2 separate regions of the Mus musculus genome follow, and region 2 is linked to region 1. A link is a loop called in an ENCODE intact Hi-C map of the cell type or tissue named here. Cell type or tissue: heart. All regions are shown on one strand. Each heading gives the region's core, and the rest is flanking DNA. Links, peaks and the distances in the headings are about the cores only. Region 1 holds the start of E330011O21Rik (RIKEN cDNA E330011O21 gene). Region 2 has its middle 18 kb from the start of Gm31613.

Region 1 (15,833 bases), core at 3,606-11,605:
TTAAGGAAAAACCCTCAGATAGCCTATTGCTATAGCATAGCCTTTGTATGGGAGAAAGATGAAGAAAGTCCTTCGTAGTCGTGGTTCATTGGACAGGTGTTGACATGCTCAACTGTAGTAGAAATTTGATTTTCTTTACCAGGAGTTTTCCCTTAATGGGTTTTTATCGCTACAATACCATGACCATTCCTACCGTCCACGTCCAGAAATGATTTCATCTTCTCAAACTGGACATCTATGTCTGAGAGACTAGGAGTTTGACTAAAGAGGTAGACAGATAGGGAGAGGGGCACGGCTAGGTAACAAAGGGGGCAGATTTCCAAGATGGCCGAATTCTCCGCTCTCCCGACTTGAGACAAGAGCTTAAAACAAAGGTCTTGTTGACTTTTGTCTACCTGCTGATGGTCTGGATCATTAGGGTCAAAGTAGAATCAGGATAAGTTACAGTACAGTTCTGGACCTATCAACCATTTTGTTTTAATTCAAACAGGCCAACCCTAAATTTAGGGAGGAAAACGCTCAGAAACTTCAACCCCTACACCCAAGCCCTGGAGAAGAGACAGGATTTTTCCAATTTCCTAGTGTCCCCACCCCCACTTCTGATTCTTAGAGGGTCTCTTTCTCTGTATGCCTGGGCATGTATGTGTTTCCTTGCCCCCCAATAAAGACTTTTCTTCAACTGCTGATTCTGCCTGCAGTGTTTGCTATTTCTCTGCTGTTACCTGATGCTTCAGATTTCCCCTGCCTTTGGATTCTGTAACTGGCAGAGAGCACATCCGATCAAGACCCCTAGAGTGTATTCTGTCCATTTGGTGGTATGCCCTATGTTTTCCTCTCCCCCAGTTCTTTACCAGTCTCTTCTCTAAATGCAGATATCTCTCAGTCATCTCTGTGGTAGAAGGTATTTTTAATGAGAATGGAAGCGGATGCAGTTTCTATCAGTTTCTATCACGCGTCGATGGTGTCTTTCTGTTTCATGATCCTTAGAAAACATGGCCTGGGCCCGGGTGTCTGACTGCATCCCCATGGAATTTTGTTGCTTTAAGCAATCGAGCCAAGATTTGGTAACCGACCTTAAGCCTTGCTCAACTTCTGACTCCTTTTAAGCCTCAGGTTTTCGTCCTATGCTTCCAGCTGTTCTAACACCTCCTGCCTGCCAGTACTGACTCTTTATGCATGGGGGCTTCCGGCTTATCTATACTTCGAAGACAGTGAACTAGGTAATATTAAAGGTATTTGTGCTCTACGTTGCTACTCTGTGCTCAAGAAAAGCAAGTACTATTTATGATGTTGTAGGCAAGATACAGAAGGTAGAAGGTGGTTAGAAAGGAAACAAAACAGCTCCCAGTAGTGCTATTTCTTATGCCGTGATATAAGCATGTATGCCAAAAACACCGTTGAGTTTGAAAGTTCAACCAGTGGTCAACAAAGAGTTAACCACAAGTCAAGGCAGATCAGGAGTTTGGAAACATAAGAATGTGGCAGAGATTATCTGTAAGTCAGTACAAAGATTTCATATCCTGCCCCTAATCCTGGAAATATTGGAGATCACATAGGGGCCTTTGGATAGGGCTACTTTGTCTTCCCAGGCAGTGGTTTTGACTTTCACCCCAAGGCAGCCCCAGCCCAGGGAAAGCCAGGGCTTGCTATTTGATAGGACTATTTGCATTTCAAAGCTAATCAGCACTGAATAATGGGCTGGTAAGAGAAGAGTAAGAGGGTTATTGTGTGGGTTTTATTATTGTGTAAACTTGGGAATGCAAGCTGAGCGGGCTCTGGGAGCTCACTCGAATTCCAGCAGATAAGAAAGTGGCTTATGTAAAAGGGCTTTTAATGAGCGAGTTACTCATTACTTCCCCCGCAGCGAGAGAGCCTGGCACCAATCACGTGACTGCCGGGCTTCACAAGGAAGTAAAAACAAAAAGTGAAGAGAAAAACTATTACTCATACTCCTGTCTGAAGGTAAAAAACAAACAAACAACAACAAAAAAACATGCCTTACATCTCTGGCCTTCATCCACCTGCAGCTTTTGAAAAGCTTTTCTAGTTTGAGTTAAGGAACGATGGTGGCGTTTAGTTCGCCAGCTCAGATTTAACAATTACAACTCCAGTCAGTCGCGTCCAGCGAGCGCGACTCAGCCAGGGAAGGAGGAAGATATTGATCCTGCCTTTCCATCCCACAGAGTTGATTTGATTAGTCTGGGGTGAGTCCTGGTAAACACTATTTTCTCTTAGTTCCCACTTGGCTTGCTCGGGTGGCTTGAGACCAGGTAGGTGGCTCAGTGGGTTAAAGGCTCTTGCCTACAAGCCGGAGGGCTGGAGCTCCAAGGGCTCAGGTGTGGAAGGAGAGAACCGACTCTAGCTAGCCAACTTCCACACACACCCCTGACTGTGAGCAATACACACACGAAAGATTCTACTACACAAGATGACCTCTGGAAAGGCCTGATGGATGCCGCTATTGTCTACGGTGCACTCTCCAGTTTTGTCTTGTTTTGAGACAAGGGCTCACTGGGTGGGTCAGGCTTGCTTAAAACTTGCTCTATAGTCTAAGCTGACTTCAAACTCACGATGTTCCTGATGATCCTGTAGCCACCTTTCCAAGTACTGAAATGACAGGCATATGTTGCCACTCCAGGCACGTCCTAAAGTTTAAGTGAACACATCTATTGTTTTTTAATAGAGCACATGTGAAAAATCTGTGTCTATAAACCTAAATAATGTAAATACCAACATAATGTATATGTAGAAATATGCAGAAAAATATGCAATTGTTAAAAATATGAATAGTAAGTACTTTCTACACCCCTGAGCGTGCTTTGTTTACATCTTAGAAACCACTGTTGCACACATAGGAGGGATCAGCTCCCTGGCATGGAAGGCTAGCTTCTGTTCTGACACAGTCCCTCCTTCTCTTATTATTATATTTCCCTACCTGTCTTAGGTTATCGTTGTTGCTTTGTGTGTGTTTGTGTGCATGCATGCATGTGTGTGTGTGTGCACAAGTATGTGTGGAGGCCACAGGACAACCTGGGTGTTCTTCACTGCTTACTTTACTTTTGGAATTAAGATCCCTTTTTAGATCGGAACTTGCTTAAGTAGCCTAGGCTAGCCTGCCAGTGAGCAGGGGATCTAGCTTTCCCCACCTTTGCAACACTGGGATTCAAGCTCATGCCACCATATGTACATTGTTTTTTTTTTTTTTTAATGGGCTCTAGACATATGAAGAACTGAAGTCTTTATTCTTGCAAGGAGCACTTTACTGATTGATTGAGCTCTCCACAGCCCTCTTGTTGTTGAGTCAACTTCCATGTCTGTAGTAGACAGTTGGCGGTCACTAGCGTGAACTACCTGACATGTGGTATCTATGAAATAAAGAGAGGTTTATTTAGCTCACAGTTTTGGAAGTTCAAGTTCAAGATGGGTAAGCCTGGTACTGGATGCATGAGGTCACTGGGAGACAACAACGGTTGAGCGCCATGACGGAATGAACAGTGACTTCTAAAGCCATCCTAGAAAGAGAGCGATTGTGTGCCTCCATCTCTATCAAGGGCACACCCCCAATAACCCAAGGACCTCTCATGAGCTTGTTAGACAACATCTCTTGAAGGTTCTACCAGCTTCTAATAGTTCCGCAGTGGCAAGTGATACTCTATGATATGGGCCGTTGAGAGGAAACACCCCCTGAATCTAAGCTATACCAAAACACCACTTGTCTGTATTGCTGTTGTCTTTGATGTTGTTTTGTCAGTGATTTATTCCCAACTAGTCTAAGTACATATTCTGGAGTACTCTCAGATGGGAGCTTGTTTATAAACTGGCTTCTCAAAGGATGACGGACAAAGGACAGGGCAGAAGCAACACAATTAAACAAAGTTCTCAGCCAGCCTCACAGGTGCTAGGTCTGGGCTACAGTGATGGTTTGTATATGCTCCGCCCAGGGAGTGGCACTATTAGAAGGTGTGGCCTTGTTGGAGTAGGTGTGTCACTGTGGATGTGGGCTTTAAGAGCCTCATCCTAGCTTCCTGGAAGCCAGTCTTCTCCTAGCAGCCTTCAGATGAAGATCTAGAACTCTCAGTTCCTCCTGCACCATGCCTGCTTGGATGCTACTTTATTTCTGCCATGCCTATAATGAACTGAACCTCTGGACCTGTAAGCCAGCCCCAATTAAATGTTGTCCTTATTAAAGTTGCCTTGGTCATGGTGTCTGTTCACAACAGTAAAACCCTAAGACAGCTACCCCTTCAGAACTGCCCAATTTGGAAGCAAATGGATTATACTGCATCTTCCCATCCATCCATTAAACAGTCTTCAAATAGGGGCTTTTCTTGGGTAAGCTGCTTCTGTTTAAGGCAGATCCTGGAAAGCCATCACCTCCTCTGGCCAGCTATTGTGGGGATAAATGCCCGAATCTCAAGCCAGGACCTGGGTGCTCATCACTATTTGTCATGGTCAACTAGCTCACTCAAAGATATCGTTCTTTCTGATTCTGTGAATATTTCCTTCTAGTTTTTGCTTCATTTTTCTCCCAAGTTTCTACCTATACTTCACTTATATGATTTAAGTACAAAAGACAGGAATAGTTAGGACAGTATAATGGCTTTTCTGTTTTACCCAATTTAAAATTTTAGTCTTTATTTTGAAGTCATTTTGTTCCTAATTATGTTAAATATTAATTTTTCTCCAGCATTAGGAAAATGTAATAACAAATTAGTGGACATTTTTTTCTAGCAACTTTATAGTAGGGCAGTTTTTACAATAATAGATTTCAAATAAACTTGTGGCTTCTTAACGCTCTCACCCATTATGTTGAAAAATTACTATGAACTTCTTTTGGGGCACAAGTGATCCTTGCTCTGAAGAAACTGAAAAGCACTGAGTTGATAGAACACTAAATAATGAAAAAATTCTAATAGCTGCTTTTCTGTTTTGTTTTCGGTGGTGGTGGTGCGTGCATGCATGCGTATGTGTGTGTGTGTGTGTGTGTGTGTGTGTGTGTGTGTGTGTACAGGAGAAGATATGTGGTGTGTGTGGAACAGAGATCACCTTTTGTCGTTCCTCAGAAAACAAGCCCCTCCTTTTGAGACAGGGTTTCTCACTGGCTTGAACCTTACCTCCTAGGTTAGTTAGCCTGGCTGGCCCTTAGGCTCAGGGATTCCCCTTTGCTTCCCCTGTGCTGGTATTACAAGAACACACTACCAACACTTGACAGAAAAAATGTGTATATGTGTGTATAATATACATACAGACAGATATGCATACACACATACACATACATGCATGCATACATGCATGGTGAGTGTATACATTTCATAGCTAGAGAAGAAAAGGGAAGGAACCATCTGGTGGCCAAGCTTGAGAGAAGTAACAGGTGATGAAATAGAAGAGAGGCTGGAAGGTCAGAGAGGGTGACCCAGGGAAGCAAAACTCCTCTGACAGGAACAGGGGCCAAGAAGGCAAGCAAGGGAATGAGCAGCAGGTTTTGTTCCAGCGGGAGTTTTACAGACCTCGTAAATACGTGTTAGGCTGTGTCCTGCAGAAAGCAGAGCATACAGGAGCCTGTAAGGAAACGATAAGGACTCTAAGAACATCACCTCCTAAGACTTAAGTCTGAATCTCTTAAACTTCAAACTCTTTCCCCTATTATAACCTCCCTATTTTCTCATTGGCCTGGCACGCACACAGGGCTGCTAATTTCCAAGATGCAATCCATCTTCCCTTATTCTCACAGTGCTCTGCTTAATCCACGGTTATAGCCTTGGTTACTTTGCCTCTTGACCAGGTTCTTTGATTTCTCTCTCAGTCTCAGCTTGTGTGCATGTTGAGAATGGACAGAGCCTTGGTGGTCTTTGCTCCACCCTCCGTCAGGGGCTCAAAGACAGTAGCATCCAGGGATGGTTACTTAAAATGGTGATTTCTAAGGGTGAGATATTAAGAATTCTGAACGCCATTTCCTCCGACAAACTGACCACATACATTACAAGAAGGTACGACACCAAAAGCTGCTTAATAGCTGCCTCAAGGCACATTTAAATACACCTCTCTGCTTGAAGAATCTGTCTTACTCGACCTGCAGCTTGTTTCTGATCCAACAGACAGAAGTAATTCTGTCACATGCTAGAAATGGTTGACAAGGCGGAAGTTTATGGCAAGTCACTTACTAGGAAAAAGCATGTTATTACAAGGCGAGTACAACTTTTTGGAAATGATAATGTATAGACACTCGTGAGGAGACTTTTCTAGCTCTCCTGGTTTTACTGTATTAAAGAAACACAATTTTCTATTATCATTGCTTCATTGAAAAAAAAAAAAAAAACAGAAGGAACAGTCATAATGATCAAACTTGACTTTTTTTGTGTTACAAAGTTTATAGTGTTTCAGCTGTGCCCTGTGCAGTTGGACTTTAGCACTTGGATCGATAAGAGCTATCAAGTTTTATAAGACAGAAACTTTACACAAAGGCATTTTTTTATTGCTTAGGTCATAGTTGGTTTTGACTCTCTACCTGCTCTGTGCTTATGGCTAGGTTTACATTAGGGGGAGGAAGTCTCTGGACACGTTCTCCCAGAATGCTCCTAGGTGGAGGCCAAGGAAAACATGAGCTCGGACTCTTCGTCACTGAATGAGTCATAGGTAGGGAGGAACAACAAAGGTACCATAGTTGTCTTGTTTTGAAAACTATCTCTTATAATCACTCCTGGGAGAGCCAGGGAGAGAAGAAGTCTGTGACACGAGTGACTTCTCACTCCTTTGGTAAATAAACAACCTCGGGGATTCCCTGGGCCTCATCCTTCAGCAAATAAGACCAGGTACTGAACTGAGGGCAGTGTCTCACCAGCTGGGGAGCACCGAGGCCTTGTCTAGCAGAGAAGGTATTTACTCCGGTGAGGAACACAGCTCAGTGGTAGCGTACTTGTCTACTGTGTGAAAACACTATATTTAGAACCTGCCCAGACAATGAAATAACTAGTAAACATAAATAAATTAATTAGAAATAAAGGTATTTATTCAACTGAAGAAAAGAATGAGTGAATGAATGAATGAATGAATGAATGAAAGAAAAGGCACACCAAATGTAGCCAAGGCAGAAGAGTTTGACAAAAGCTAGTTTTGAAATCTGGAGCTTATTATAATATTAGTGTGAAAAGTATGACAGAGGCAGAAACTTGATAGCACAGGTTGAGCCAAGGCAGGGACTTAAGGTTCGTGTCCCAGGAAAACCAGGCAGGAAACTCTCTTACACATAGAATGGCTTGCCTGCTGTGCTGCCTGGTAGGGGTTCCACTGCCAGGTCTAGGATTCATATCAAGTTGGACTATTATTTCTGACGGACAACAATTAATATATGTCAAAATATGGAGTAGGTCACAGCAGTTCCTAACCTGTGGCTTGCAACTATCAGAAAACACCTATTTCCGATGGTCCTCGAAGTCCTAACCATACATTTAGTATCATTGCTACTTCATAACTGTAATTTTTCTACAGAGAGAGATAACCCAGTTCCTAAGACCTTTGGAAATATGTGTTTTCTAGTGGTCACCACCCATGGGAGAACTCTGAATGTTTCTAACACAAAGAAATAATAGAGTCATAGGTATGCAAATTTACTCTGCTCTGAATAGTATACATTCTATGTATTTAAATGTCACATGATACTTTGTGAACATGCACAATTAGTCTGTGTTGATTAAAAGTTTAAGTATGTTTTTTTTTTTAGGAGAAGAAAATCATTTCTAAATATTAGTGCCATCCTCTCTGACACACGGTGTCCTCCTCTGTTCTCCTAATCCCAGGCCCGGGAGCTGTTTTGTAGTTTGAGTGATATGTGTTAGTACATCCTACTAGCTATTTTTAAGGCATGTGAGAGAGCTGTTCAGTAAGGGTTTGCTTGCCAGCAACTGGGGCTTCCAGCCAGACTCTGGAGTGCTACAGAAATGTAGACAGCCTCGTCTGCAGGCTTTCAGACTGGACCAGACAGGAAGCAGATATAAGCCCCCTGGCTTGACTTGAGTAGCAATTTAGCATAGGTGTTGATTTAGGAAGATCTAAAAGATGTACAATTAATGCCAAGGCAAATGAGAGGTGAGCGGAAGATGGCAGATTATGGGTAGCGCTTCCTTATCATTACACATTTGAACACTGAGCTGCTAAGATGGCAGCTAAAAATAAAATGTAGTGGTGTATTTGTACACCAGTAGCTTTTGTCCCTTGGCTGGGTTTCTAACCTTAACTCCACAAAGTTAATTTTCTGAGAAAAAAAAAATTCATGTTAAGTTGCAAAGTTGGGGTAAGGTTCATTTTTCAGTTTATGGGTAGAGGAGTTCTGAAACTGGAGAATTGTTTATACAGTTGGTGCCTGGCCCCATGGGTTCAGTATGTATGGGTTTTTTTTTTTTTAGTATAATATAGATATAAAATCCTGCTATTCTGTCAATGCATGTTCAAAACCCAGAACTAGAAGAAAAAAATCCCTCTGATCCCTCTGATCTCTCTATGGGATTCAGTGTCTAGAGACCCAGGCTCTAAGCTAGTCTGTACATTCCATCTATGAAGACGAATCGGAGACACTTGGGCCCTTACCCATTATTTATTTACTTTAATTAAGACACAATTATTATAAACTTGGTTATCAGGTTTATCTAGCCCAGAGGAGGCCAGCGGAGCTCAGCGCTGCACACACGTTTTCTTGGCATTAACAGTTGCACAAGAGATTTTTCCTATTCATTATTCATTGCTTAGAGCAGGCACAGCTACTGCATAAGGTTAATGTCCGAGTGCATGATGGTCCTACAAAGACAAGAAGGACTGTGAACGGTAGGTATATAAACCACAAGAGCTCTCTGGAAGTTAGCCATGGTGAGAGGGACATAGAATTGGAGTTCCCCGTTGCTACAATGAATCACTTTTCGCTTACCATTAGGACGCTATAACAAGTGACACGTGTTTGTCGGTGCAGATGTTTACACTGGGTCTGAAATAGAACTGGAGCCCCAAGATCTGAGCGTCGTGATGCATAGGTTTCAGGACTATCATGTGAGGCTGAGTAGGCTAAAGCACTTGCTGCTAAGCCTCACGACCTGAGTTCAAGCCCCCAGGGGCCACACGGTGAAGAGGGGAAACAAGTCCCCAAAGTTGTCATCTAACTCCACACACAGACCAGGACAGCCCCCTCAAACCTACACACATAAAATAATCAAATGCTAAAAAGGTTTTACAAATAAGATAGAATATACAATGATTAATTTTTTGGTGGCATCTTAACATTTCTGTGTGTAGGATGCTGATGTGTCTGCAGGTGCATGTGCGTGCACACACGTGTGCTTGAACCTAATGAGCCATCTTGCCAGCCTCATATTATAGTACTGAAGCATGAGTTGCGTGCATGCACACACACACACACACACACACACACACACACACACACACACACACACACACACGTGGAGGCCAGAGGTCAAACTCAGGTGTCATTCTTGTGGACATCAGCTGTCTACTTTGAGACGGTCTCTTTTACTGGCCTGAAACTCACCTTTAGGCTAGAGCGACTATCCACTGAGCCCCAGCCAGCCTCCGGCCTCATTCACCCAGTTCTAGGATTATAGGTTGTTGCTACTTTTTCTGGCATTTTTATGTGGGGTCTAGAATCAAACTTAGGTTCTCATGCTTGCCCAGCAGGCACCTTACAGACTAAGCTACTTCCATAGCCCTGATTTCTACCAACGTCTGATTTCAAACCATGAAACTTTGCACGAAAACTGTTTATAGGTAATTTATAAATTTCTTACTCTTAGGTCTCTGTAATAATTACTTTCCTAATTGCTGTGATAATATCATTGACAAAAAGAAACGTGAGGAACCAAGGTTTGATTTGGGGGGTCCTAGTTTGAAGGTACAGTTCACCAATGTAGGAAGGGCATGGCAGAAGGAACACAAAGAAAAAGCTGGTCACATTTTGTCCACAGTCAGAGGAGGAGGAGGAGGAAGAGGAGGAGAAGGACAAGGACAGAGACAGGAACAGGGAGAGAGAGATGCATGTGCTCAGCTCATGTCGTCTTTTCTCTATAGTCTAGGACCCTCTGGAATGGTGTCAACTACATGTAGAATGGGTTTTCCTGCTGTAAGGAACTCAATCTTGGAAGTCCCTCCTAGACAGGCCAGAGATTTATTTCCGTGATGATTCTAAACCCTATGGAACTGACGATCAGTATTAACCATCACAGTGTCCTTCGTCCAAATCACCAAAACATCCACGAAGGAACTGAGATGGCTTCTTTCTTAGGTTATTTGTGTTTGTCTCCTGAAGGAGCGGTTGGCTTATCTATGGGAGTTATTTGGAAATGGAGGTCAAAACTTACATGAGCCATAAGTAACTTCATCCCTAACAGTCTTGCGACAGGTTGCACGTTCATCTTCCAACCCTCACGTTTCAAATTCCTGTGTTGAAATACTCACTGTCCCCAGTGTACATTACTAACTAGGAGGCTAGACATTAGAAGGTGATTAGATCTTGAAAGCAGAGTCTCCTGTGAATGTACTAGTGTTCTACAGGGCTCAGAGAACTACCATGTTATTATATGGTGTGTACCTATCCCCTCTGAACTGAAGCATCACTTTGTGGAGGGAGGAGGAAGGCTCAGGAAGTGAAAGAGAGTCCCAAGGCTCATTAAGCCCTTCCCTGAGACTTTTAAAAGCAGCACAGTTGCTAAGCAGAGAGGACTCAACAGAGCTGCCTGCAAGTGAGTCAGGGATGTCTGCGGATGCAGCTTGTGTGAGTCGTCACCATGTACCAGTGGGCCTTTTAGTGATGCGGCTACCTTGGTACCCATGCTACATAGCCTCAGTAAATTCACTAGCTCCCCAGACTTGACGAGAGTAGAGTCATTTCTTCATTCTGTCTGGGAGGTCAGAGGAAGAGTTGCAGGAGACCTTATCTCTTTGCACTATGCGGGTCCAGACGACTGAATCAGGTCCTCGGGCTGGGTAGTAGGTATACACACCTACTATAGTAGGTGTACATGCCTACTGGGCCATTTTGCTAGTCCAGAAAGACTTATTATTTGTGTCTTATTTTCCTACTTTTGATATCTGGATCTCAGTGTGAATGTGATTTCGGAACATACAATAAGAAGCAGAAGGTTTCTGTCTCTATTATTATCTCCAGATTATAGTCATATTTGGTTTGATTTTAGAATAATTTTGTTGGTGGCACTGGGGGGTTTGATACCCCAGACATGGTAAGCCTGTGCTCTACACCACTGCTACCTGCAGCCTCACAGACACCTTTGAAAAGCGTTTTCTTGTGTGTGTGTACGTACAAAGTGGAGACTAAGAAAACTATTTCCAAGTTAATCTGAGGTGCAAAATTGTTTTGTTTGTTACCTGATGATGCTCACAAACTGAGATACACTGTCTGTATTTGCAAAGGCTAATCAATATGCTAAAACACTGGGGGAAAATGTAAAAGGATTACGAGATGACATTAAATTTCATGTAATAATGCAAGACTCCTCCTCCTCCATGGGACAGTACACATGATTCTCAATTAACAATGGCACAATTTACAGTTTTCAACTTGACTCTGCATTCAGTAGGAATTACATTTTGAACTTCGAGTTTTGATCTTTCCCCAGGTTAACCAGATATAGGACTCCTCTGTCTTGCTACGATGGACAGCCACAAGGATTCACTTGAATAAAAGAAGCAACAGTGGGTGCCAGGCTGTTTGGTAAGTCAGGAGTAGTAAACCCATTTATGATGTGTCCCACATATTATCAATTTATGCAGAACGAAACTCACATTGCAAGTTGCAAATTATGTTTTTCCTTCTTTCCCTTAAAAAAAAAGTGTTAGAGGTTAAAACCCAGGCAGGTTTTAACTTCATAGACTTTTAAAACAGAGCAATAAGGAAAGATGCCAGCCTGGTCTTCAGTGTGAGTTCCAGGACAGCCAGGGCTATACAGAGAAACCCTGTCATTAAAAACCAAATTAGATTAAACCAACCAACAAACAAGCAAAAACTTTCTGGGAATAGATTTGGCAGGAGGAAAAGATGAGAAGATTTAAAGCTGTCACTGAGAAGCAAAACAACAGATTTTCCCCTCCCCTTGTCCTTTCTGCCAGTAAACAGTAATTGACACTATGGTGACCTTCCTCACTGTCATTTTGTAAACATTCTAAGTCTGCAAAATAAATCCGAGGAAAACAACCTGACCTTTCGCACCAATGCAATTTTATTCTTTATACCTTCGGAGCTGGGAGCCTCTTCTTCATAACCTGTTTCTCAGGGGGAAAGGCTTGGGGTGTGGTGAACATACAACACAGCCTAAGACTCCTGCAAAGAGGAAAGGAAGCACAGATCTTGTTGACAGACAACCTCAGCCATTCCTGATGCAGGAATGGATGTCAGATGCAGATACAGGAGCAGGTACCCAGGCAGCATCACTTGTGTTTACTCCACCATTTCTGTCTCAGGTGCCCCCAATGCTTCCTGCCCTACCTCCAGTGGACGCTTCTTTTCTCTCACATTTGTTTCCTTCATGCCCACTTAAATGGCCTTCCATCCCTTGAAGCTTTTGCTTGCTTTAGTTTCATTTTATCTGCTCTTACCCATCTGGTCATCTGAGTAAACCAGTTCTCCCAAGGCTCTTGATCGCCCCTTCAGCTTTTCTATTGGGAATCAAAATGGACCCTTAGGCTTCGTAGGCTCTATGAAATGTCTTCACCTTGTAGACATAATTTGTTCTTAGTCTTATTTGATAGGATAACTCCATTGCCTGACCAGTGGTTCTTCATGGCCATTCAAGGGATCACAGTTAACTTCATTGGCAAATGATGGGGGTGGGGGCTAGAGCAGCTGTACTTATCTGGGTGCACAGCGAAAGTATCCGAGGAACTTTAGAAAATGATTATTTTTGGCTAAATTAGAGAATTAAGTGAGATGCCTTTCATGTAAGATGTTTCAATTGAGAATAATCTCATGTCTAAAAGGGAAAAAATATCCAAAGGAACAGAGAGGGGAGGCTGAAGGGGAGATGGCAGGGAAGATGTACTGTCAAGAGAACTGGAAGCTCAAATTACGGGTGGCAAGGATGGAGAAGTTAATGGCGACATATATTGTGAAAGCTCACATCTGAACTTTGCTTATATAAGTATCTTTCTTCCTAGACTTTAATAGGATTTCTTAACTCCTATTCATTTATAAGATCTTATTAGTCAACTATGTTTAAGAATTTATCCTACAGGAAAGAAATTGACTTGCAACACCCTTGTAGCAGATCTCTAGTCTGGTGAAACTTTTATTGACATATTTCCAGAATTCTTATTCGGGGTCCAGAGAGATGGGTAAGAGCATTTGTTGCTCTTGCAGCGGACCTGGGTTTGGTGTCTAACATCCATGTGGTGGCTCACATCCATCAGTAACTCCATTCGAGGAGATCCAATACCCTCTACTGCCCTCCTCTAGTACCACACAGGTGCGTGATACATATACATACTTGTAGGCAAAATACTCATATATGTAAAGATTAAAAAAAGTGTAAGTAGAAAAATATTATTCATCTTTATATACCCAATTCTATCGTTTTACTAGAGTTTGATTTTGATTTTGATTTCTGGCAGTGCTGTGGATTGAATGGCGGGCCTTGCACAGGTTAGTCTAATAATTGAGAGCTACATTTCCTGCCTTTAAACTTTTACTTATCTCAAATAATAATTCCTTATTTCCTATTTAAGTGATCATTTGGCTGTTTTGTTTTCCTTTATAGACATCTTATAAGTAGAACAACTTGTTCTCTCTCTCTCTCTCTCTCTCTCTCTCTCTCTCTCTCTCTCTCTCACAGACATACACACACAGACACACAGACATACACACAAACAGACACATACACACACAGACACACACACACACATACACACACACAGACACATACACACACACAGACAGACAGACACACACAGACACATACACACACACAGACACACACACAGACACACACAGACACACAGACACAGACACATACACACACACAGACACACACACAGACACACACAGACAGACACAGACACATACACACACACAGACACACACACACACAGACACGGACAGACACAGACACGGACAGACACAGACACACACACACACAGAGAGACACACACACACAGAGAGACACACACAGACACGGACACAGACACGGACACAGACACGGACACAGACACGGACACAGACACGGACACAGACACAGACACACACACACACAGAGAGACACACACACACACAGAGAGACACACACAGACACGGACACAGACACGGACACAGACACGGACACAGACACGGACACACACAGACACGGACACAGACACAGACACAGACACACAGATACACACAGAGACAAACACACACAGACACACACACACAGACACACATACACACAGAGACAAACACACACACACAGACACACACACACACAGACACACATACACACAGAGACAAACACACAGAGACAAACACACACACACAGACACACACAGACACACACACAGACACACACACAGACACACACACAGACACACACACAGACACACACACAGACACACACACAGACACACACAGACACACACACACACACACACACACACTATTCACTCTGTACTGAAGGACTGTCAATCATGGGGCATGATGCTATCTACCTTGACCATATCATATCTGTTATTCCCTGTTTCCATCTTTCTTTCTCTTCACCCTCTTCTGCTGCTTCTATTAGAAAAAAATAAGTATAACATTTTGCCATTCATTATACTCGTACTGATTTCTAGCCCCCTTATAACTTTTAATTTGCAATACTTGTTTTATTTTTATTTTAAATCAAAGCATTTCAAATGGTTTTGCATTATTTTCTGTTTTAATAATGTTGACTGCCCAGGCTATAGTAATATAAATAACTATGAAGGCACAGAACATATCTTGACCAATAAAATATTAAAAACAATGTAAAGGGGTTTGTCTTGATAATGGTTATAATTGGTTAAAATGTTGACTCATTTTAAGTGCCATATAGGCCGGCATATGGCAGCTTATATCTGTAATCCTGACTCTATGGAGCTAAGCAGAATTGTGAGTTTGTAACTTATAGACCAGTCTGGTGGAATTCATAGTGCATGTCTACACATGTTTTAATATCTTTTTGTTTTGTTTTTACAGAAATGTGCTGTTTTGTTATACATTTATTACAAAGAATCTCACAAAAAGAAAATATTTCAAAAAGAATGCCAGGCTAAAGAACCTCCACCTGGAGAACTGGGGGAAGGCAGGGCAATGTAAGTTCTTCTGCCTGCCCAAGACCTGTGGAAGATATAAACAGAACCAGTCTAAAAATGGCTGATATTACCCAAGCCTGAAAAGGGCTCACAGAACACCAAGTCACCCCTGCTAGAAAGCTTAATCAGGGCATCTTAACAGAGCTCCTAAGCAGGCTTGGCAGTTCAGGATTTTGTCTTCTGGTTGTTTTCTTTTCCACTTAGAATATCAACGTCAACATACAGCACCCTCTGGCCATACTTTAGCAGTTCCAGGATGGCCAAGACGACATCGTTGATGTAACAGAAACCTGAGGCGTCAGACTTCTTTACATGATGCAGTCCCCCAGCCTGGCTCGCAGTGATGTCCCTCTGATGTGTATCAAGTTTCACAGCACTTTCCAAAGAGCCACCAATAGACAACTGACAACTCAGACAGGCCATCGATTACCGGGAAGTCCTCACCAACGCGGAATCTCTGCATCTGCTTGCTGTATTTAGACACATTATCTGGGCGAATAGAGCACAAGAGTTTAATGTAG
Region 2 (15,833 bases), core at 3,198-11,197, 54 kb after region 1:
AGATCTTGCTATGATAAATGTCAGGATTTGGTGACTGTAAAGACAGAAACAAAAATTGTGTTCTAAAATAGACCTTAGAGCTATGATCCAAGTGTTATGGGGTAGGGGTGGGGTGACAGATGAGATAAACAGCTACTGTACATATGAGGAGGGCAAACAAGAATAATGCTAAGAGAATAAGAGAAAAAAAAGTCACAAACACACTCTCATATAGAACTGCACTGGACAGCTGCTTGGATGCGGGAGAAAATGCTGGTAGATAATATTGGAAGTGCAAGCTAAGACAAGGAAGGCCTTCGGAGAGCAAGGGCCCTGGGGAGCTAGCCCCTTGGAAGACAAATAAGGACAATTCTCTCAAACTCATGGCCTCGGTAGATATCAATCACGTGACTTCCATCCACTGTTAGGGCCTCTTAAATAACCTCTTGGGTTCCCTTACTGTGGTTTAACGTTTTAGAAGAGAAAAACTGAATTCAGTCATTAAGTCTTGACTCAAATTCAGAAAGTCATGGCTTCAACGCTGTAAAGAATTAGCTCCCTGGTACTGAATAAGATGTTTCCTTACAAGCCCAACTTCCCTTCTCCTCCGCCCATGGTAGACACGGACTTACGGCAAGAGTACGTGACTTTTAAAAACAAAAGGCAGATATAGGTCAGCAAGGTGTGTGGGTAGGTTAGAACCCTGGAGCTTAATCAAAACAACTTGGGTAATTGACTCTAAAACTGATTTATGCGAAGCAACAGTGTTTCACAATAAAGGCTCCTGTGTGCCTTTAAGAGTATGACTGAGATTAGTAATCAAGCAATAACAATTAACACGTTTCCTGAATTTGGAGAGGTTCCTGTGTCAAATACTCGGACAAATTCCCTTCCTAAGAGCATGGAATTTTTATGAGTCCCCATGGAGCCAACAACAAACAGCATTCGTACTTGACATCACAACCTGACTGTTAAAAGAACGAAACAGATCACATCTGAAGTGGCCTCATGTTAGGGAAGTCGAACAACTTGAGAATTCCAGAAATATGGATTCGGTTTCTTTCGTGAAGTACGCAGGCTGGGATGGGTGTTCTAGTCTCTCCGGATGAAGGGGAGGGAGCTGGGTGTCTGCTACGCAGGGACTTCCCAAGCACCTGTTCAGCTTGAGGAATTTGTTTTGGTTTGCTTGTTGTGTAGCAAAGCAGTCGTTCCGCCACACCTCTTGCTTCAGTCATGGGTATGCTCTTTGGGTTCCACTTCCTGGTACTGTTCCTTTCCTCTTCTCTGGGAGTCCCACTGGTCCTGAAGAGTTGTCACTTTCTGCTTATGGTGGACAAGGACAAGTGCCCTGTAGTCTTTCCCCCTTGCTTTCTATGCCAGACATGTTGAGTTTCCATTTTTCTTAATTTCTTTTTCTTATAAAATTGTATGTACTGGTGTGTGTGTGTGTGTGTGTGTGTGTGTGTGTGTGTGTGTGGCTATGAACATGTGTATAAGAGTGTCTTTGGAGATCAGAAGAGGTCATCAGATCCCCTGGCATTGGAGACACATGTACGCAGCTGTGAACTACCCAACACGGGTACTGAGAACTGAACATGAATCCTCTGCAAGAGCAGTAAGAACTCTTAACCACAGAGACAATTAAGAAGTCTTAACTCTCTAGCCCCAGATGGTGAGTGAACACTCTATTCTAATGGCCTTATGGTATGTAAGTTCCTCAGAAACACAAGTTTGAAGATGTCTGAGATTATTCACCTGCATATTTCCCGTATTTGCCTATTTGAATATTTCTGCCTAAACCTATCTTATCATAGACCTATATCTCAAACTTGGTTTCTACTTAGTATTATCATGGATGGATCTCCACTAGTATATAGTGTATATATTTTTAGATCTACAGGTCTCTCTTTCTCTCCCTCCTTCTCTCCCTCCTTCCCTCCTTCTCTCTCTTTTTCCCTTCTCTCTGTCTCCCCTTCCTCTTCCTCCTTTTGGTTGTAAGCCTCAGCCTTTAACACATGAGTCATATTTCTAACCCTCTACCTGTTTTTTAACCAAGGGTTCACATAGCCCATGCTAACTTCCAACTCCCTTTGATCCTCCTGTCTCCATCTTCTCCACCACACCCAGTCTTATGCAGTGTGGAAGATCCAACCCAGGGCTTTATACATTTGAGAAGAAAACCCTAGCACTGGCCGCATTGTCAGTCCCAGGGCAGTTAAATGCTCATTGTTTTAGCTTTGTACCTAATGACGTGTGCTTCACAGCCTTTCCTAATTAGAAGGTGTCCTTTTGAGACTCGATTACTGGAGTAGGGCGATTCCTGCACTAAATTCCTAAGGGTTTCTCTCTCTTTTTTTCTTTTCTTAAACCTGTCCACATAGCAAGCCCTGCACTCATCCTCTCCTGATTATTACTACACAGAGATTTCAGAAGTCACATTCAGTGCCCTTTTGGATGTTTGTTCCATGTGATGAAGTCATTGATGACGCTTGCTGCCTAACAATCTTAACCAAGCTTCTTGTTAGCGATTCTTGGGCAATATCCTTTTTATACAGTTTTAGTCTTTGTGAGTCACCTGATCAAAGACTGCTCCCTAGCAAGGACTCTCAAGATACCACACGTGGAGTCACCATGTGTGCTCCCCTTCCCAAAACTGCCTCCATTTTGGTCACCCAAGCCTCACAACTGCTTGCAAGGAATGGCTACCTCCTCCCGATCCACCTCCTTTTCCGTGGAACTCCGCTGCTCCCAGCTGCTCCCTAGATACTCATTACCTGATGAATGAATAATGAATATGTGGTGAATTTATACAATTAAATATTATTCAGCTGTTAAGAAAAAAAGGAAATCATGAAAGTCACAGGATCTGGAAACAGAATCCCCCACAGTACAGGTAGCTAGAACCAGAAAAGCAAGGGTCATGTGTTGTTTATGATTGGGGTGTGTGTTATATTTGCAGTGCCCATTAGAGGTCATGAAAATAGTAAGGGGCTATGCTGGGCCATCTCAAAGAGAGTGGAGACAACAAGAGAGCAATGGTTTAAAGGGTTAAAGGAAGATAATGGAGTAGGAATGGTTAAATGAGGCAGGAGCCGGGAGGGCAGGGTAGATGAGGGAATATGGCGAGGGCTCACTTACTGTAAAGGCATTTTGAAAAGCCAGATGGGAATCTGCAACTATAAAAGCTTCCTGAAGTGTATACATGTGCATATATAAACAATTTTAAATGGAGCTATCCTATAATAATCGGAAATAATGCCCCTAACTGAACCTATAGGTAACAAATAAGTGTTCAGTACCAGAAATGGGGTACCTCTTGATCAGTGAGGTCCCATATACTCCCCACACATTATAAGATACTGCAGAACTTGATGGCAAGATACTATTACTGAAGACACCACACACTTGAGTCCCAGAACATGGAGAGATCACGCTGGTACCGACCTATAAGTTCGGTACCTACTGCCAAACCTTCCTGGTGCTAGAAATTGCTTGCACATGCTACCAAAGGAAAAAAAAGTAGTCATTGATTTTACCCAGATGTGACTCTGATAACAAGAAGCCTGGCAGGGAATGCTCACCAGTATAATAGTGGTATAAATATGAGAGTAACCAATTACTTTCTAATTGGATATATGACTGGTTCACAAGTTGAAATCCATACCTGACATGATTATCAAAGCTAAGAACCCATGGGTTGACAGGTCATAGGCTCGAGTAGAAAACCTAAACTATTACTGTGAAAAAAGGTATAATGTATTAGTCAGGGTTCTCCAGAGACACACAACTTACAGAATGTTCGATATGTTATGGGAATTTATTGTAATGACTTAACTGTTAAGTCTATAGTCCAACTAACTCAACAATGGCCAGCTGTGAATGGAAAGTCCAAAAATCTAGTAGTTGCTATTGTCCTGCAAGGTAGTTGTTTCAGCTGCTATTCTGTATAAGCTGGAATCCTGAAGACGTAGGTTCTGACAGATGTGCTGGGCAAGTAAGTGCAAGCAGGCAAAGAAGAGTGAGTGAGCCTTCCACCAATGTCCTTATGTAGGCCTGCAGCAGAAGGTGTGGCTCAGATTAAAGGTGTGTACCACCGTGCCTGGATCTGGAACGTGCTTTGTCCCAGGCTGACCTTAAGATAAGATATCTGCTTGCCTCAATCTCCTGGAATTAAAGGTGTATACTACCTTGCCTGGGCCTCAGCTTTTCATGGCTACGATGCCTCAAGATCTCCATGTCATGGCCTGGGTCAGAAGCCTTTGTCTTTCAGGTTCATGATCCGGATCACAGGTGAACCCTCCAATTCTGGATTGTAGTTCATTCCAGATGTATTTATGTTGACATCCAGGAGTAGCCATCACATATGGTATTAAAACAATCACAGTGACTCATCATCATATCCATAGATGAGTGTGTTTCTTAGTCTTTCTTAGAGAAACCTCTTCTTGCAGTAGACGGGCAATTAATCAAAGACCTACAAGTGGTAAATGTTCAGAAAATAAAAGACCGGGGAATGTTTGGTCCTCAGTGGTTTCTCATATCCCTCCTATCAAGGTTCAGAATTATGGTAGAGAAGACACGTGAGAGCCAGCAGCAGTAAACTATAAGGAAAACGTGTTGTTGTTGTTGTTGTTTTTTTCCAAACACAGCAAAGCATTTACATCTGATCACACAGTGGTTGTGACAGCATGCAAAAGACTGGTACAAGCTCAAACCAGCACGGAGAGGAGATGCAGACATGAAGTCCACCCTAGCTAAAGAGCTGTTGGCGATTGATAACTGATAGGAGAGAGTTGGTTTTCTTTAAGGGTGAAGCCATTGGTAGATTACCTATGTTTCAATGGAGAGTTATATATCCTACAGGATTTGGACAGTACAGCTGTACTCTATGGGTTTAAAACAGAAAGAGAGAGAGAGAGAGAGAGAGAGAGAGAGAGAGAGAGAGAGAGAGAGAGAGAGGGAGAGGGAGAGAGGGAGAGGGAGGGAGAGCGGGAGAGGGAGGGAGAGGGAGAGGGGAGAGGGAGGGAGAGGGGGAGAGGGAGGGAGAGGGGGAGAGGGAGAGGGAGGGAGAGCAGGAGAGGGAGGGAGAGGTGGAGAGGGAGGGAGAGGGGGAGAGGGAGGGAGAGGGGGAGAGGGAGAGCAAACACAATGTTAGGTGGGAAGGGTGGAAATGTATTTGAGAGGAATTACGGGAGGGATGAATATGATGAAATTACACCCTTCAACTCTCAAAGTAATTAAAAATGAGAGGGGAATCCATTTTTAAGAGCACATATGTTGAGTTACACAGAAAGGGATTTATCAGGACACATTTTTGTTCTCATCTCATTCAGCTCCCTGGATAGAATATCTGATAGCATCTGTTGATGGGAGTTGAAAAACAAAACAAAACAACCAACAACCCTAACCCACACCCCCACGCTCTGAGACAGATAAATCCATGATGTGAATCTGTCAATTATAGTGACATCTACTTCATACCATTTTTTCTTAGTGTGTTTCTCCACTAACTAACTAACTAACTAACTAACTAAGTAAGTAAGTAACTAATTTTACATCCCTCTCCTCTGAGTACCCTGCTCGCAAGCCCCCATCCTCCCATTCCCTTTTCCTCTGAGAGGGTGGAGGCCTCTCTGGGTATTCCCCAACTCTGGCATATCAAGTCACTGTCGGACCTCTCCCACTGAGGCCAGACAAGGCAGCAGCCCATTTAGGGGAACAGGATCTACAGACAGGAAACAGATTCAGGGACAGCCCCCACTCAGTTATTGGGAATCCACATGAAGACCAAGCTACATATGTGCAGGTGACTTATGTTCGGCCCATGTATGCTTTTTGGTTGGTGACTTAATCTCTGGGAGCCCCCAAAGTGTCCAGGTCACCTGTCCCTGTTAATCTTCCTGTGGAGTCTTTATCACAACCAGGTCCCTCAATCCTTCCCCCAGGTCTTCTATAAGATTCCCTCAGCAATCTCCAATGTTTGGGTGTGGATCTCTGCTTCTGTTTCAGTCAGCTGCTGGATAGATCCTCTCAGAGAAGAGTTATGATAGGCTCCTGTTTGCAAGCATAATAGTGTCAGGGATTGGATCTTGCCCATGGGCTGGGTCTCAAGTCGGGCCGGTCATTGGATGGTGATTTTCTTAGTCTCTGCTCCATCTTTGTCCCTGTAGGTAGGACACATTTTGGATCAAAGGTTTTGTGGGTGGGTTGGTTGGTGTCTTTATCTCGCTACTAGAAGTCTTGCCTGGATACAAGTGGTGGCCACTTCAGGCTCAAGTCACCTAATGCTAGGAGTCTCAGCTAGAGTTGTCCTCATAGATTCCCCATAGCGGCCCACCCATCCAGATCTCTGCATGTCTTAGAGATCCACCCCCCCCCAATATGCCAATTTCCATTGACTCTTGGCCCTCTCTCCCTGGCTCTCCCTATACCTTATCCCAATTCCCTTCTCCATCCCCTCTCCCACACGGTTCTTTTCCTCCATCAACCACCGATAACGGTTTTATTTCCCTTTCCAAGTGAGATTCAAGCAGACTCCATTGGGCCCTCCTTGTTATTTAGCATTTTTGGATTCTGTATCTTAGTGTGGTTACCTTGTACTTTCTGGCTAATATCCACTTACTACATACCATGCATGTCCTTTCGGGACTGGGTTACCTCGCTCAAGATGATATTTTCTAGTTCCATCCATTTGCCTGCCAATTTCATGATGTCCTTGTCTTTAATAGCTGAGCAGTATTCCATTGTATAGATGTACCACATTCTCTTTATCCATTCTTCCATTGAGGGAGATCTGGGTTGTTTCCAGTTTCTGGTTATTATGAAAAAAAAGCTGCTATGAATATATCTTTCTATCCAATTAGAACATGCTATTTAAAATTTCTGAAAATCAAACAGAACCTTCAGAAAAGTCTGCTATCCTCTGGGCAGAAGCGACAGAACATAGCAATGAACGAGGAGGTTGAGTATGGATCCTTCCCCTTTCATTTTTATATTTCCTTTGTCAGTTTGCCCAATAATGTGTATTATATATTTTTAAAAAAAACTAAGGAAACTCAAGGCCTACTGTGTTCATGGCTTTGAAAATCCCGGTGCATAATAACTCACTTCAGAATACACACTTCTCAGGCATTGGTTTTTTTTGCTCTCATCTCCTTAGTCTTAGCAAGAGTAAAGAATTTGCAATCACAGACTCTGCCTGCCTTTTCCTGTCTCATTAACAAGAGCAACATAAAGTGTCCTGTGCACGACGAGCCAGGCCAGTGAGGGTTGGATTTAATATTTCTATCAACATTTTCTGTTACAGGAAAAGTTTTTAGTTTACAAATTGAGAGAATGTGGGCATATGGTGTTTTAAAAGTACCCCCCCCCACACACACCTAAGCTAAAAATAAAAACCCCTTGCTGAAATTATATCATATGCTGATCCCCTCAGGAGACTTTGCTACCCAGGTAGACCTGAAGAAGAATGTGAAAGAAAAGTTTATGACATCACCTTTAAATTTTAATTCCATCTATAGGTTCATTGCACTACAAAATTAGAAAGAAAAAAAAAAAAAAAAGAAGAAGTATTCTAGTTGGGAGAAAAGCCCCTACTTTTCCTTCCACATTTCCTAATTTGACCCTGTAGAAGTAGTTATTTATAGTGTTCATGTATGCACACATATAAATATTATATATCCAAATATATATATATACTGTATATGTATATATATGTACACATATATACATATATCATATATTTATATCATATGTCATGTGTATCAGTATATATCATTTAAAAAAAAAGATTTATTTATTATTATTATAATACACAAGTACACTGTAGCTGTCTTCAGATGCACCAGAAGAGGGCATCAGGTCTCATTACAGGTGGTTGTGAGTTACCATGTGGTTGTTGGGATTTGACTCAAGACCTTCGGAAGAGCAGTCAGTGCTCTTAATCGCTAAGCCATCTCACCATCCCCCTCCTTTTCACTTTACTCAACTGTTTTAGGTCCTGAGAATCAGCAGCCTTGAAGCTGGAACAACGTCAAGCTTTCTTTGTTGTGAACACAGCCCAGAGCATAAGGGAGAGATTACTGAAAACACGGTGCTAGCAATGATGTCATCGTCTCCCTCCAGTGTTTGCTGAGAAGAGCAGGGGACCAACTGGACCCAGTGCACACTGGAGTGTTGAGCCAATCAGACCTACCTCTCAGGGTTGCCTGATGGAGCTCCTGCAAGCGCGTTCCTTAAGATCCGGGGGCCGGATTTATGCCCCTGAAAGCCTTTCTCCTCAAACAATTGGAGTGATTGTGTTTTCATTAAGTCCTCAGATTCATTAGAGACAGATTGAATTTCCTTAAAATACAATGTGATAAGATGATTGTATTATAACTATGATGTCTCAAGAACTCATTTTCTCTCTTCCCTTCTGTTTTTCTTTCTTTATCGATGAGATTGTTGCTATGTTTCCCAAGCTGGTCTCCGACTACTTCCCACGTTGACCTCCTGAGTAGTTTAGACTGCAACACACCCCAGTGGGCCCTGCTCCAATCTAGTTGTTTTTTGTAAAAACCCATCTTCATTTTTTTAATAACTTATTTATATATTTTATTTTATACACATTGGTGATGTGATTGCAGGTATGTCTCTCTGTGTGTCTCAGATCCCCGGGAACAGGAGTTGCAGACAGTTGTGAGCTGCCATGTGGGCACTGAGACTTGAACCCAGGTCCTCTGATCTCTTAACTGCTGAGCTGTCTCTCCAGTTCTCTAATCTAGTTTTTATGAAAGTAGTCATGTACAGGGTTAAAATATTAGTTTGTGATGAAAAGTTACAAGTAAAACCAAATTACTTTTTGTTTGTTTGTTTGTTTGTTTCGAGACAGGGTTTCTCTGTGTAGCCCTGGCTATCCTGGAACTCACTCTGTAGATCAGGCTGGCCTCGAACTCAGAAATCTGCCTGCCTCTGCGTTCCAAGTGTTGGGATTAAAGGCATGTGCCACCACTGCAGGGCTAAATCCACATTACTTGTTTCAGCTTTTCAATGAAATGAAAATTGTTAACTGTACCAAGAGGCTCCATCACAGGCAACATTTCCAGTTCTTTCCCAACATTTCAAGAACAACACAGCTTTCACTCAACTGCTTTGAGTTTCAGCATTTGATAGTTGTTCATTATTTCTTATTATAAAACTAAGAGAATTCAAGACACTAAGCAAACACTTTCTGTTTTCCCGCAGACCCAACTCATTTGACAGAATTCTTGGTTCGATTGAGACACAATGTTTACTCTGCTGTTGCTGTCGTTCCTATCAGAACCGAGTCACACAGGGGTTGGACAACGATTTGCTGTGGACCTTTCACATATGCTTACGGTCAGAGAGTTTTGGTGTTAGACTTCTCTGCCAAGCCTACAGGTAAAGAAGTGTGCCCCCCTACCCCCCATGCTCTCAGGCTAGCAGGAGATCTCGACTTTGCTCTTCTTTCAATAGAAACTGTATTTTAAAACTTGACCTTCTGCAGCTCAGAACCTGTAGTTGATACTCTCTCTTGGGCAGAGCTGGGCAGTGGCAGCTGGCTGTAGCTCCCCTTCAGAGGGTTTCCCTGTCCTTAGGAGGGAAACCAAGAGGTGCTCTGTAGTGTCCTGTGTTGTTGTAGTGTCCTGAGCTGTGGTTTCCAGGTCTTTAGTAATATTAACCTCATTGACAACTTAAATCCACTTTAAATATGTGATTTGTTTGTTGGGTGCAGAGGCCAACATAAACACATGCAGCCTATTTGTATAGTAAGCGACAGGTGAGTGCTTGCTTAGCTCTGTTGCTTTGAACATTTGGAACTTGTACCAGAGAAACCTGCTCACCTCATGAGGGCTAGGAGTCAGAAAGAGGGATTTAGACCGAGGGTCTGATCTTTCAAAGGCATGCCTCCAGTTGCAAAACGTCTCTCCACTAGGCTCTGCCTCCTTTGTTAGTCACTGATCTGTTGTGAAGAGACCATGACCAAGGTAGCTCTTATAAAAGAAAGCATTAAGAGGGGGGCTTGTTTGCAGTTCCAGAGGCTTCATCCATTAGCATCATGGCAGGAAGCATGTTAGCAGGCATGCATGGTGCTGGAGAAGTAGCTAAGAGCTACACCCTGAGCCATAGGTGGCTAGACACTAGGACTAGCATAGGCATTTGAAACCTCAAAGCTCACCAACCCCAGTGAGACACTTCTTCCAACAGGGCCATACCTTTTAATCTTTGTTATCTCTTTAAACGGTTCCATTCCCAGGAGACCGAATCTACACCCTGGCGGGCAGGCATTGTATATGACCCTATGGGGCTCATTGTCATATTCCTCTAGGTGCCATCACCTCCTACGAGGATTGAGTGCGGATGACTCTGCCTTTAGGCCTTGGGGCTCTAGGAGATGCTCTGGCTTCAAACGATAGCAGACTCCAGAGAATGAGAGATGTGCTCTTGGTAGGATTACTCTGAAAAGACCTAAAAAAAACCCAAATCAGTTTCTTGCTCCACTCTTGGAGGCAAAAGGAAAGAAAGACTGTTTGGGACTCTAGCAAAATCTGAAGTTGTTTTGTTTTGGGGAGCTACACGCTACACACTGTGCGAGGGAACATGGCATCTGAAGCTTTCTTTTTGGAATTTGAGAGGGAGCTGGGCAATGACTCGGTGGGTAAAGTGCTTGCCACACACCTATGAGGATTGGAGTTCAGATTCCAAGCAACCAAGTAAATGCCAGGCAGGCGTGGCATCCTGCGTACAGTTCCAGCATGTGGGAGACAGAGGCAGAGAACATACTGGCTAGTTACATTAGCTCGAAGGGCAGGCTTCAGGTTCAAGGGAGAGATCCCGTCTCAGTATATAACATGAACAGAGAGCAAGGATGCCTAATGTTAAACTCTAGCTTCTACACACATGCCAACACGGGTTCTCTACACACATGGACATAAGTGAGCACATGTTCATATGTGTGACCACATGCACACATGTAGCCCAAGATTAAAAATAGAAGGTTCAGTGAACGACTAATAGTGGCACAAAGAGAGAAAGACAAATGGTAAAAAAAAAAAAAAAAAAAAAAAAAAACATACGTAGAAAAAGGGGGGGGGTAGCCTTTGGGGATAGGAATAAAAAGGATGCAACAGTTCATTGTTCCAACTTCGGGATTTGTATGGGAGTTATTTGAAGTTATGTTGGTTTTAGAAAGCATGGGACGCTGAAGTGCTGCAGGCTTGACGCATGTGGCCATCAGTTAGTACCATGTCAGGATTATGACTGGGCACACGAGAAAAAAGGTACATATCTATCTCTATATATGCTGGAGACATTTGTCACGTGATCCCTGGTGTCTTTGTCATGCACACACACACACACATATATATGTACACACACATGTGTACACACACACACACACACACACACACACACACTGGAGCTTCCCAGTCGTCTCTATAGTGTCACATGATCCCTGGTGTCTTTGTCATATATATATATATATACACACACACACATACACACACACACATATATGTACACACACATGTGTATACACACACACACACACACACACACACTGGAGCTTCCCAGTCGTCTCTATAGTGTCACGTGACCCCTGGTGTCTTTGTCATGCACACACACACACACACACACACACACACACATATGTACACACATGTGTACACACACACACACACACACACATACACACACGCGCGCGCACACACACTGGAGCTTCCCAGTCGTCTCTATAGTGTCACATGACAGGGCAGAAGCCATCAGTGTCCTCAGGGTGCTAGAGAGCTTGCTCTTTTGCATGTAGACTCATTGAACATCTACGTCTAGAATCAGCAGGAAGCCCACGCTTTCTTCTGTACATGAAGCTACCTGCCAGTGTGGATTATGGGGAGGGACAGAAAGCCTACTAATGAAGGTTTTAGTAAAGTGACCCAGTTTGTTTGGAGCCCCCACATTCTCTGGTGACACGAATCTGGCCCCTCCCTCATATCTTCTGTGACGTGAGTGCATATGTTTCTAGTTGGGTTTGTCTGTTCCAAGCTGTTAGGAGAGCACAGAATGCCGACATCTGAGTCACTTTACCACTGGCTTCTTATTATTTTCACAGTACCAAGAATTTGGTATTGTTTTGGTATTTTGTGGACAGTAATCTTTAACCACTTCCTCTGTTCCTTTCGTGTTTGTGAGCTTATAACTTAAAATAATTTTTCTTACTGAAATTAGTTCCAGGCAAGTACAAAAAGAAACGTGTTTCATTTTATCTGCCGCAAATATTTGCCCTTCTTACTAAAGATTAACTTTCTCTGAGTAAGGAAGTAACGGCCATGTGATCATTTGGTGGAGGCTCGAAGCCCGCACTAAAACGCCTTATGCTAGAAAAGAAAAAGAGAAGTTATGAAAAAGATTAAGTGAGGCACAATTTTGTTGGTTGGTGATTCTTTTCATTTTTATCTTTTGAGCTTTTTGCACAGTCAGGGGCCAAACTCAGAGTCTCACACCTGAATTTTTAAAGCTAAAGTTTTAAACTGATTTATTTTTTTCCCCCTCCTTGAATGGCTTTTCCTCCATATTCAGCTGTTTTGGGGTTGACATTGATGCTGGGCTCAGCACTTTGGAAGCAGAAAGATTCTGGATTTGAGGCTAGCGTAGAGTTGATATTGATACCCTGGAGGAAAAGGAAGTAAAGCAGACAGGGGTAGAAGGCTCCTCTGTTTCCACAGATAGAAACAGCCTCCTCATTTATAATTTTCCTAATCAACTATCTACTATCTATCTATTATATCTCTCTCCATCCATCCATCCATCCATCCATCCATCCATCCATCCATCTACCCATCCATCATCTACGCATTTCTTTCTTACATTTTTTTAATTTATTGATTGATTTACTTCTGCATGGGTGTTTGTGTGTCAATGAGCAAGCTGGCTAGCTAGGTAGATTACTTCAGTCACCAAACTCTGGGCTCAAGTGAGAAACTCTGCCTCCTTATAGAAGGTGGAAAACAATCAAGGAAGACGCTGGCCATCAACTTCTGGCCTCCATGTGTGCATCTGTACACGCACCTGTGTGTGCTCGTGTGCATGGGGTGTGGGGTGTGGGGTGTGGGGTGTGGGGTGTGAGTCTCTCTTCCTGTCATGTGTCCCCGGATTGAATTCAGATCAGGCTTCGTGATAAGTACCAGCTGAAGGTACTCGCTCTCTCGCTCTGTCTCTCTCTCAACGTCTGTCTGTCTCAACACTACTTTAATTTGCCACTGAGTGTTCTTAAAATTACTACAAAAACCGGAAGCCTGATTTGGCATAGGGTTCTCAGTTTTGGAAGAGAAAAAAGAAAAATCTAACAGAATTTTAGGTAACTGCGAAATTTCATGAGAATATAATCCTTATTAGTAGCATTAAACTCAGCCCGCAAGTAACAGATTACTGTGTTTTCACAGCCCACTTTGTGTTGATCGTCTTTACGTTCCTTTCCGCCCCGCCCCACCCTTCTATTCCCAGTAGCCCCCTCAGAATGCTGCATTAACTTTCAACCTTCATTTTTTGTCTTTGAGCAAAAGGCGATCACGTCAATTTCCAAATGGCTTAGTAGTTTCATAGGCGTTATTTTGGGAGCTCAGTGGGCAACGTGGCTTTTTTTTGAGAGAGAACAGCGACATCTCTTGGCCGTCACGGGTACTGCGCGTTCAGGGGAGGTTGCAAATTGCACCTCATTGGGTTCTCCGAAGACATACATCTGTGAGGCGAAGTTTTCAGTGGTTGTTGTGGTCGAAAGCAGAGCCCACACGAAAACATCCGAGAGTCAGGAAATGATGACAGCGGTGCTAATCTCATTCTGATGTTTGACAGGTGCCTGACTGGTACTGTGATGGTTTTTAAACGATCAACTGTTCTTTGACAATCTTTCCTTTAGAAATAGAGTCTAACCATTTCCTTGGGTGTGGGCTTAACCAACTGACCAGCACTTTAGGAATGTAATCTGACAGAAGTGTTGGGGAGTGGGGGTGGGGCCGCTACTTTCAAGGGTAAGTCCTAGAAAGCCATAGAGCCATTTTCTTTCATCTCTGGGAGCTGTTACAACTAAGGACCTGCAAGTCCTTTTCTAGAGAAGTCCACGTGGTGAGAAAGTGATCCAATCTAACCATACATCAAGTAGGGAGCTGAGGCACCATGGGACTGAGTTATCTTTCGAAGCCTGCCTCAGTCTCCGGGAAATCTTATCTATGTCCTCAGTCAATCGTAACTGTACCCACATCAGAGATCCAAGCTATTCAGCTGAAATCCTTCCAGATCCCATACAAACACTGTCATATAATACAATTTGTAAGTAGAATTAACAGAGCCAGTAAGATATAATGAAAGATAAATTATTTCCCCATTTATGTATATAAAGAGGTATTGGATGGTCTGAACTTAAATACACTTTACATTATTCAAAGTAAGAGTTCTTAGCAAATAGAACTTTGGGTGCTTGGGAATCAAGCAGGACTATGGTGTGAGAGTCCAAGACAGTGCGCTGTGTAATAAGTGTGTCCTGTACAAAGTTTGGGAACCATATGTAAGCATACTAAACATGGCTTTACTTTAAAAGCTTTTAGGCATATAGAATGACTGTTTTGGATTTGAAAAATTTATTACTTTTAATACTTGACACATGCATTTCTCATGTCAGTGGGAATATGAAAACAGAAAAAAAGTTCCATTCAGAATTAAAATTTCCAAGAAAGTGATTATTTGAGTATAAATAGGTGAGTATTAATTAAACAGGAAGGGAGTTTTTTTCCCCTTATTGATTTAAGATACATGAGGGCTAATATAAAAAATGAGAACATGTTAATTTGCCTACACAAAGAGTGGAAAGGACAGGTTATAGGTGTTCTAAGTCACTCTGTATGTGCGGTGCCGTTAACTACAGCAGGCTGTTTATTGAAAATAGAAGACGCAAAGCACCCCCTGGTGGCCGTTGTTGAAGTAACCGTCCAACTGCAAGAGAAGGCTTATAAACTTTTTTGAGACAGTATTTAAATGGGATCTGTCATTCTTTAAGTAAACTTACCGATGGCTCTGGATTTGTAGTTTGCTGGACACAATAACTCAGTGTTTTCTAAAAGCTAATTCAGCAACATTGGATAGTCTTGTTTTATAGAAGAAAAACCCTTTTCAGGTCAAGGCATTAGGGAAACACAATGTGTGGAGTTTTTTTTTTTTTTTTTTTTTTTTTTTTTTTTTTTTTTTTTTTCAAAGCAGGTCACATAAGAATGACGCAAGAAATAACTGAATCGCAGCACAAGGGACCCTTCATGTTATAAATCGAAGTACAGCGTCTTCCAAAACAAAACAATAAAACAAAACAAAAGAAAACAAAACACTTTGTGCTTTAATCCAAGACCCCTTGTTGGTGTGAGAAGAGGCAGGCAAGGAATTAGAGAGATAAGCAGTCATGACTCTGAGGCAGGTGTGGGATGCAGACCAGGAGCAGTGTGGGATGGGCAGAGTCCTTCCTCCACTTCCGGGGCCACCGGGGCAGGCAGAGGATGCAAGCGAAGCCGGTGAGGGGATTGCTAAAGCCTGTGGCTGTCCTGACATCCCCTAGTCTGGATAAGCAAAGGCTTTAGTAAACTGTTGTTTGGACTAAACAGAAAATGCTGCAACAAAAAGGATAATAATCAGGCTTTGTGAATCTGCTAATTACTGTTTGCACTGCAAGACTGAGAGACTTCTCTGTATTGTCTCTGAGGATGGGGACACCAACACAATGCGTCACAGTCTTCTCTTTTTCTCTCTCCCTCTCTCGCTCCAACCCTCACTTTCTCTTTCCCTCACCCACTCTCTCTCCTTCCTTCCTTCCTTCCTTC

What was found. Peaks named below come from ENCODE experiments on the same cell type or tissue, not always from the same donor. Only the 100,000 strongest peaks of a DNase experiment are listed, where the experiment ranks them.
Region 2: a loop joins it to region 1, with 2.5 times the contacts of the local background. A loop is called at or near these places in 3 of 42 quality-filtered maps.

Annotation. Positions count from the first base shown.
Region 1 is chr16:78,251,252-78,267,084 of GRCm38, reverse strand. It overlaps E330011O21Rik (RIKEN cDNA E330011O21 gene), which reads left to right and starts at 11,631. Exons shown (of 4, transcript NR_045698.1): 1 at 11,631-11,725; 2 at 13,618-13,648; 3 at 15,197-15,312; 4 at 15,517-15,833. In heart, for the core only: no CTCF peak of the experiment used is centred there; a DNase peak (open chromatin) is centred at 7,904; H3K27ac peaks cover 380 bases.
Region 2 is chr16:78,196,771-78,212,603 of GRCm38, reverse strand. No RefSeq gene overlaps it. Among named protein-coding and RNA genes, the nearest start is that of Gm31613, 18 kb to the left of the region's middle. In heart, for the core only: a CTCF peak has its summit at 7,815 (motif pointing right); no DNase peak of the experiment used is centred there.